Linked DNA regions of Homo sapiens: region 1 is linked to region 2. A link is a contact called in ENCODE Hi-C data. All regions are on one chromosome and are shown on one strand. Each heading gives the region's core, a stretch centred on a gene start or an enhancer-like site at or near the end of the contact. The rest is flanking DNA. Distances are from core to core; before and after follow the strand shown. Region 1 holds the start of SHISAL2A (shisa like 2A). Region 2 holds the start of EPS15-AS1 (EPS15 antisense RNA 1).

Region 1 (3,655 bases), core at 133-2,632, 1.1 Mb before region 2:
CAAATGGGGAAACTGAGGTCCTATGGGTGGAGAGTCAACACTTCTATGAATATGGCCTGAGCTAGCTTCTGCACTATGCCATTGTCTCATGATGAACTTGGAGGCAGCTCTGACTCCCGAGTCTTCTGCCTTAGCTTGAGGATGGGGTACATCCCCAGCACTCACCACAGGGCTTGGCACACACCAAGTGCTCAGTAGAGAGTGCCCGAAAGAATGACTAAATACAAAAGGGAACCAAGGGTTGACGCTGGGCTGAGGCTGGGGTTGGGGTGTAGCACCAGGCGAGGGTTAAGTCTGGAGGTTGAGGTTTGGATGTAGATCTAGATATTAATAATATTTGGAGTCAGGATGTGGGAGAAGAGCTGAGGTGGGACTGCAGGCAGGACAGAAGAGGAGGTTGGGGCTGGTGATAGAATAAGGTCTGGGGTCAGTACTGGGGAGTGTGGAAAGTCAGGAATAAGGCTGGTGTTGATATTAGGAAGGGCACCTTGGTGGGATGATGATTGGGGTGGAGTTGGGCTGCCTGTGAATGTTTGAAGATGGAAGTTGCTGTTAGGGGGAGGCTTGATATGTGATTTGGGGTTGGGATGAGGGTGGTGATGGAATGAAGTTTGGGGTGGGGATAGAGTGAGGATTGTTTTGGATTAGAGGAGGGGGAGGTCCGAGCATGGCTCTAAATAATGGTTGGGGTCAGGATGAGGAAATCGAGCTGAGATGGGGTTTCACGGGGTGGTTGATGCTGTGGGCATGAGGACGGTAAGGACTAGAGCTTGCTGCTGATGTTCAGGTGGACACTCGGGTGGGGGCTGAGGCTGGGGTGAAGGCGCTGAGACTGGAGTGGGGTTCAAGGTAGGGTGAGGGCCAGGGACGGTACCTGAGCCACCACATGTAGCTGTGCTCGTAGGGGAAGAAGCTGTGCGGGTCGTCGCAGCAGTACTTGTGGTCGCGGAAGCCGCAGCAGAAGACAGCGGCCGCCTCGCCCCCCGGCCGCGGGCAGCTGAAGCCGCGCACCACCTCCTGCTCTGCGCTCACGTAGCTCGTGCAGGCGCCGCTCATCGCGCCCCGCGCCCAGCCCGCCGCCACCTCGGGCCACCAGACGGCCGGCTAGAGCCCGGCGGGGAAGCGAGGGACCGAGCGAGACGGAGCTGAGCCTGAGAACGGCAGAGACGAAGAGACCCAGGGGCCGAGAGAAGCCGAGACAGAGACAGCAGCGCGGGGCCCCGAGGACCGAGCGGCGGCCAGGTGCCCGGCCCGCGCGGAGGGGTAGGGGCAGGCGGGGCGGGCGGCGGGGGCCGGCGGCGGGAGTGACGGCTGCTGGAACGCGGCAGGAGCCGGAGCGGACGCGGGGAGCTGGGCCGGGAGCCGCGTGCTCGCCTGGCTCTGCCTGCGCTTCCTGCCCCCTCCCCACTGCGCTCCCCCTGCCTGCACGAGGGCGCTGGGTGCGCAACGACAGCACGACGCGGCCAGAGTGGCGGGGCGGGAATTCGAGGCCAGGGCGCGGGCGCCTTACCTGCACCGAGCCGGCGCCGGGAGTCTCGGGGCATTCGGGGCTGGGGCAGACAGACAAGGCACCAGCCGGCGACCACACGGCGGGGTCAGTGAGGAGAGTGAACACAACCTCACCCAACCTCCGCAAAAACCCAGGGGCCCGGGGATGTTCGCATCCGTGTTAAAGGTGAGAGCTGAGGGCCAGAGAGAAGCCATTTCCCGGAGTTCCTAAGCCCACGAGATTTTAACCGGGGGCGGCCTAGTAGGAAGTCCTTGCTCTTTCTGCGGCTTTCATGGTGCCTCTTTTCTAGCGGGCTTTTAGATGTCCTCATCATCTGGAGTCCCTGCTAGTCTCGCTGAGAGCTAGCTCGTGCACGGACAATGTCCACACTCTTCTGTTCATACTGCCTGCCACTGGCCTGGGACAAGGAGCCGAATATGGGTGTGGATGGGCCCAGACGGTAACCTCCTTCCCCACACTGACCAGCAAAGAAAGTCAGCAGACCTGTCCATTTTGAAAAATTACTTCCAGAGAACAAGGGCAGTGTTCTCACTAGCATCAGAGAACCACAGTCTGAAGGGGCTCTCAGTGCCTTGGCTTCCCCCATGTACCCTGTTGCCTTACGCCATCTGGAAGGGCTTCATACAGCACCTTCAGTGCCTTAGCTCTACATTTTTCACAGCAGTGGGTAGGGTAGGAAATAGTTACTGTGGTGCCTCGGGCACCCCCGATTCCTTCGCCCTTGGTTTGGACGTGTGGGGAACGGGCCGTGGGTATCAGGGGATCTGGGCTCCAGCCCAGCTCTACCCCTTCCCTGCTGTTTCTCTCTGAGCTTTGGGTTCCTTGTCCTCACCCAGGCCAGCTCCTCAGATGCTGATTGTGCCGCTGCCCTGACCTGGGTGGGCCCTAGGGCCCCTGAGAGGGATCAGATCTGGGCCTGCCGTTGAGAAACACACAGTCTGATGGAGGAGTCAGACTGACTGACGATCACAGCACAGGGCAGTAAAAAGGGAAATGCAAGGACCTGGACACAGAGGGGCACCATCTGAGGAAGCAGGGGAGGGCTCTGAGGGAGGCGGTGTCCTCAAGAGTCACTGTAAGGTCAAATATGAAAGCTGGAGGGAACTGTTATTATCCTCCAGAACATTCCTCCCCTGAGCTGTGGGTCTGAGCAGACTGGGAGCTGGAGAGCCTACACTAATGAGGGTGCACTTCAGCCTCTTTATCAGATGGAGAGTACAGGGGAGGAATCCTCTGGGAGGGAGAGGCTTCCTGGAGGCCTGGAGATCAGCTGGGAGGAAGAAAGCGCTCTGCCCTGGCTTTTGGCAAAACTAGAAAGCCTCCAACAATTTCCAAAACCCTCTCCCAGCCAAGAATTAATTTGTTCCTCCCAACAGCCCTCTGGGGTGAGCCACGCAGGGGTGAATGTGCCTGAAATAACAAGTCCAATACCACACAGCGATCAATGGCCCAGGCAGGGCTGATACCCATGTCTGTCTCCATGTCCCCCTTGGCAGTCTGATGAAGCCTATGAACCCCTATTCAGAATAGTGGGTTTTTTTTTGTTTTTGTTTTTTGTGTTTTGTTTTGAGATGGAGTCTCACTTTGTCATCCAGGCTGGAATCTCGGCTCACTGCAACCTCTGTCTCCAGGGTTCAAGTGATTCTCCTGCCTCAGCCTCCCAAGCAGCTGGGATTACAGGCATGCGTCACCACGCCTGGCTAATTTTTGTATTTTCAGTAGAGACAGGGTTTCACCATGTTGCCCAGGCTGGTCTTGAACTCCTGACCTCAAGTGATCCACCCACCTCAGCCTCCCAAAGTGCTGGGATTACAGGTGTGAGCCACCGCACCAGGCCACAAATAATGTTTTTAACTAAAAAAAAAAATTATTTAGGGTTACAGAGGATACCAATTATATTGAATCATGATTTGTCCTACTTTTTAAAAAGTGTCAATAAGATCTAGAGATGAGTCTATTAATTACTATAATTTTGAAGTGGTGAATGAAAATAACTAGTATTTCAATATGTCTCTACTGTAATACAATATGAAAATATCTGTGATTTCTATTGGTGACAAAGTCACAAGCACTACTAATACTATCGTGGGTTTTCTTACCAATATGCATGATGAAAGAAAATACTGAATTTCAGTTAGAGGTAAT
Region 2 (3,170 bases), core at 1-2,500:
AATTTTATGTCCGCGCCGGGTTTTCCAAGGCGGCCCCGGGGGCAGGCTCTGGTCCGGTGGCCGAGACTCCGGCGCCAGGGTTTGGGCGGCGCCGCGGCCGGCTCCGGCGGGCGGGCAGGCGGGCGGGGCCAGGCGGGGCGGGGCGGGCGTGGGGAGGGAAGTTGTGGAAGTTAGGGGAGACGCCCGCCCGCCCGCCCCGGCCTCGCCTGCGGCCGCTCCCTCCGCCTCCTCCCCGCCCCGAGCCCCAGTCAGCCCGTCTTCCTTCCCCTCCCTTGCATGATGGAAACACCATGGCTGCGGCGGCCCAGCTCTCTCTGACACAGGTAACGCCACACGCCCGTCCGCCGGGCTTGGCCGGCCGGTGCCCCCTCCCCCACCGCCCTCAGCTTCGCCGACTTCTTGGCTTGTGGGCCAAGCAGGCAGCTTCTTGGCTTGTGGGCCGGGCGGCCGGTGTGTGTGAGGGAAAGCGGGTGCGACTGCGGGAGGGCGCCCTCCGGAGCCGGAGCCCCCCTGCGGCCGCCGCGACCTCGCCCAGGGTCGTCGGGCGCCTCCTGCCCCGCCCCGCGCGGCCCTCGCCGCCCTCCGCGCCGCTGCCGAGTGGACTGTGACCCGGCCGCGCTCTGCCGGTGCCGGGCCGGCTCCCGCGGGGCAGCTTTCACCTACCCAGGAAGTTTCCTCCCACAGGGCCGCACGCATCCCAGGTGAGCTCCTGTTGAGCTCGCGCGGGCCGGCCGCACCCCCGGGCCGCACGAGGCTCGCCCGCCAGGCCGGCTGCGCGCCGCCCCCAGTAGGAGTTGCCTTCCAGAGCCGGACGCGCAGGCCCCCCAAGCCAGTCTTTCCTCTCCAGACCTGCCTTTCTCCCAGGGTCCGACGGAAGCCCTCCCTTCCCAGAGTTTAATGTAGTTAGCCTCGCCTCCAAAGAAGTCTCATCCTACTCAACTACCCACTCTGCCGGCCCCTTCCTCCGTTCAGCCTCTCCCCCCTCCTGATCAGGTTTCCTTCTGGGTCAGACCCCCAATGCAGCCTTTTGCCACCCACGTCTGCTTCCACTTCAACTTCCCCTCGGGGGGCTCACGCCTGATCGCTGTCCAGGTGGATCCCTTTAACGGGTGTGGTGGCTCCGCCAGTCTTGGTGCCAGGAACGGCCTCCCGGGGAGCACTTTTCTTGGGGGGAATCCTCAGCAAAACCTGTTCTCGAGCTTCCCTCTTGCCTCGTTGCTTCCTGTCAAAGTCCAGTCCTTGTGCTTCTCAGAAAACCTCTAAACATCACTCACACTGGGAACCTGGTCCCTCCCTCTCTGTAAAGAAGCCAATTACAATGTAAACATGGTGTCCGGGATGATAAGGTGACAGACACCTGCCAGTTCCTTCCTGCTCCTGTGACCCAAACTCTCCCCCGCGTCTCCTCAGACGGTTCTCTCCAGAGCTGGTGGCGCGTGCTTCCCGATTGGGGCCCATCCCGTCTTCCTTGCCTGCATTGTGGTATCTCACTGCCATCTTGTACTCCTTGGCCTAGATTCGTCGGTGCTTCTAAGGCTTTAGCGCTGGGATAGGGCAAACATTTCGGCAGTGGAGTTTTCTGTGTTTAAAATCAAGAGGCTTTGGGGTGCTTTGCCTAGCACTGTAGGATAGAGAGAAAAAAATGTTTTCTCAGAAACCAGGAGTCACGTACATGCTTCATGTAAAATAACTAACCCGTGTTTGCAGGAATTCTAAGTGTCATAAGGAAAGTCTATTTCCCAGTTTTTTTGATGGTGGTGGTGGTTGTCCTGTTCTGACAAGCAGAGAACCCTTTAACATGGAATGTGGTGGTTTAGTCTTGGTTATGTATGTTTGGAAGGGTCCTCCCAAAACTCAAATTTGAACAACTACAGCACTGACTTTTAGGTATTCACTTTCTGTGAGTCTAGTTAGTGACTTGCATTAAACAAGATCCCTGTTGGCAGGCTGTTGTTTTCTGGCTCTGTTGGCCAATTCTGGCAGGAGTTTTCCCTTGAAGATTTTGTGCTCTTAAAGACTTCCGTAAAATTGCTTCTCAGTTGTGTGCATACTTTATTCTCTCCCTGGGTAATACCATGTTTTTAGCTTCTATTTACATCATTCATCTCTGGAGAATTGCTTCAAGCTCTGTCAGTTTTATAGCCATTTAAAAAATTTACATATGTTCTTGGGTTATATATTTAGGTATTAATGTGTACACAGTAAGTACGGAATCAGTAGTAGCTATTATCCTTCAGTGCCTCACATATGAGATAATATACATTGGTGGTTAATTTTTATTGATAATTCAAATAAGTAAATTCAGAATATTCTGATTTTAAAACATGAAGAGGCAATAAGAGGGATTACGAAGGCACACGAAAAAATAACATTTCCAGTTGCTAGTATACCCTAATGTGCCTCCTTGTTACTTCAAAACTTTGCAGATTTGTGGTTTTTAAATTTAATTTAATTTTTTTATAACTGCCTGAGCCCAATACACTAAGATAACAATGCAGCCTGGTTTCACATTCATTACTGACCCGTTTGTCATCCTCTGTTCCCCCCACCCTGCCCACTCTCCCAGCACACACATTTAGACATAGGCATACTCAAGTGAGAGCTCATTCAGGGCAGGGACATCTTTTAATCCATCTTTCTCCCATGGTACCTATCTGGAAGAAAGTAATTAATAACTGTTGTAGGAATGACTGAAAGCTCTAAAGGGTTCTATAACAGTTATGGAGATTAAACATGCTCAAGTTAATTTCTGCTTCTGTTCATATGTTGATGATTTTCATTCAGCAAATATTTTTATAGTACCTATTATGTACTAGACATTGTACTGGGATTATCGTGTTTATAATTTCTTGCCTTTACCAATTAAGCAAAACTGAGTTTGGGGAAAAAATGTGAAAAATGTTTTAGCTTATGCCTTCCTTCCTTTTTCCAAGCTTGCCAACCAACCCTTCAACTCCCCAGCCACCAAAATAAATTATCTAAATTATTATAGTCTAGCTTCTAGAGATGATAGAATGCTAGAGTACCAAAATGTTAGTTCCAGTTCTGCTTTGGCCACAGCTAACTGTATGGGTTTGGGTTAAATATCCAGGCCTCAGTTTTCTTAACTTTAAAAGAGACTCAACAAACATTTGCTGAGCATTCAGTATGTGCTAGGAATTACTCTAGGT

What was found. Hi-C counts contacts between places; a loop is a spot of excess contacts on that map. Pooled maps may share reads with other maps.
Region 1: a loop to region 2 is called in a map of CD8-positive, alpha-beta T cell, with 11 times the contacts of the local background. The contact joins the promoter of SHISAL2A here to the promoter of EPS15-AS1 in region 2. A Hi-C loop is called at or near these places in 1 of 168 maps with a recorded cell type or tissue (CD8-positive, alpha-beta T cell), 2 of 37 single-sample maps with no recorded cell type and 5 of 50 pooled maps.

What each region holds. Positions count from the first base shown.
Region 1 is chr1:52,630,895-52,634,549 of GRCh38, reverse strand. It overlaps SHISAL2A (shisa like 2A), which reads right to left and starts at 1,382. Exons shown (of 3, transcript NM_001042693.3): 1 at 875-1,382. The coding sequence starts at 1,056. It overlaps LOC124904178 (a long non-coding RNA gene), which reads left to right and starts at 1,095. Exons shown (of 2, transcript XR_007066084.1): 1 at 1,095-1,242. RefSeq lists silencers at 1,055-1,104, 1,115-1,304, 1,395-1,504.
Region 2 is chr1:51,516,352-51,519,521 of GRCh38, reverse strand. It overlaps EPS15-AS1 (EPS15 antisense RNA 1), which reads right to left and starts at 1,250. Exons shown (of 5, transcript NR_183651.1): 1 at 1,076-1,250. It overlaps EPS15 (epidermal growth factor receptor pathway substrate 15), which reads left to right and starts at 256. Exons shown (of 25, transcript NM_001981.3): 1 at 256-323. The coding sequence starts at 291. It also overlaps a transcript of OSBPL9 not described here. RefSeq lists silencers at 33-222, 373-842 and an enhancer at 73-1,001.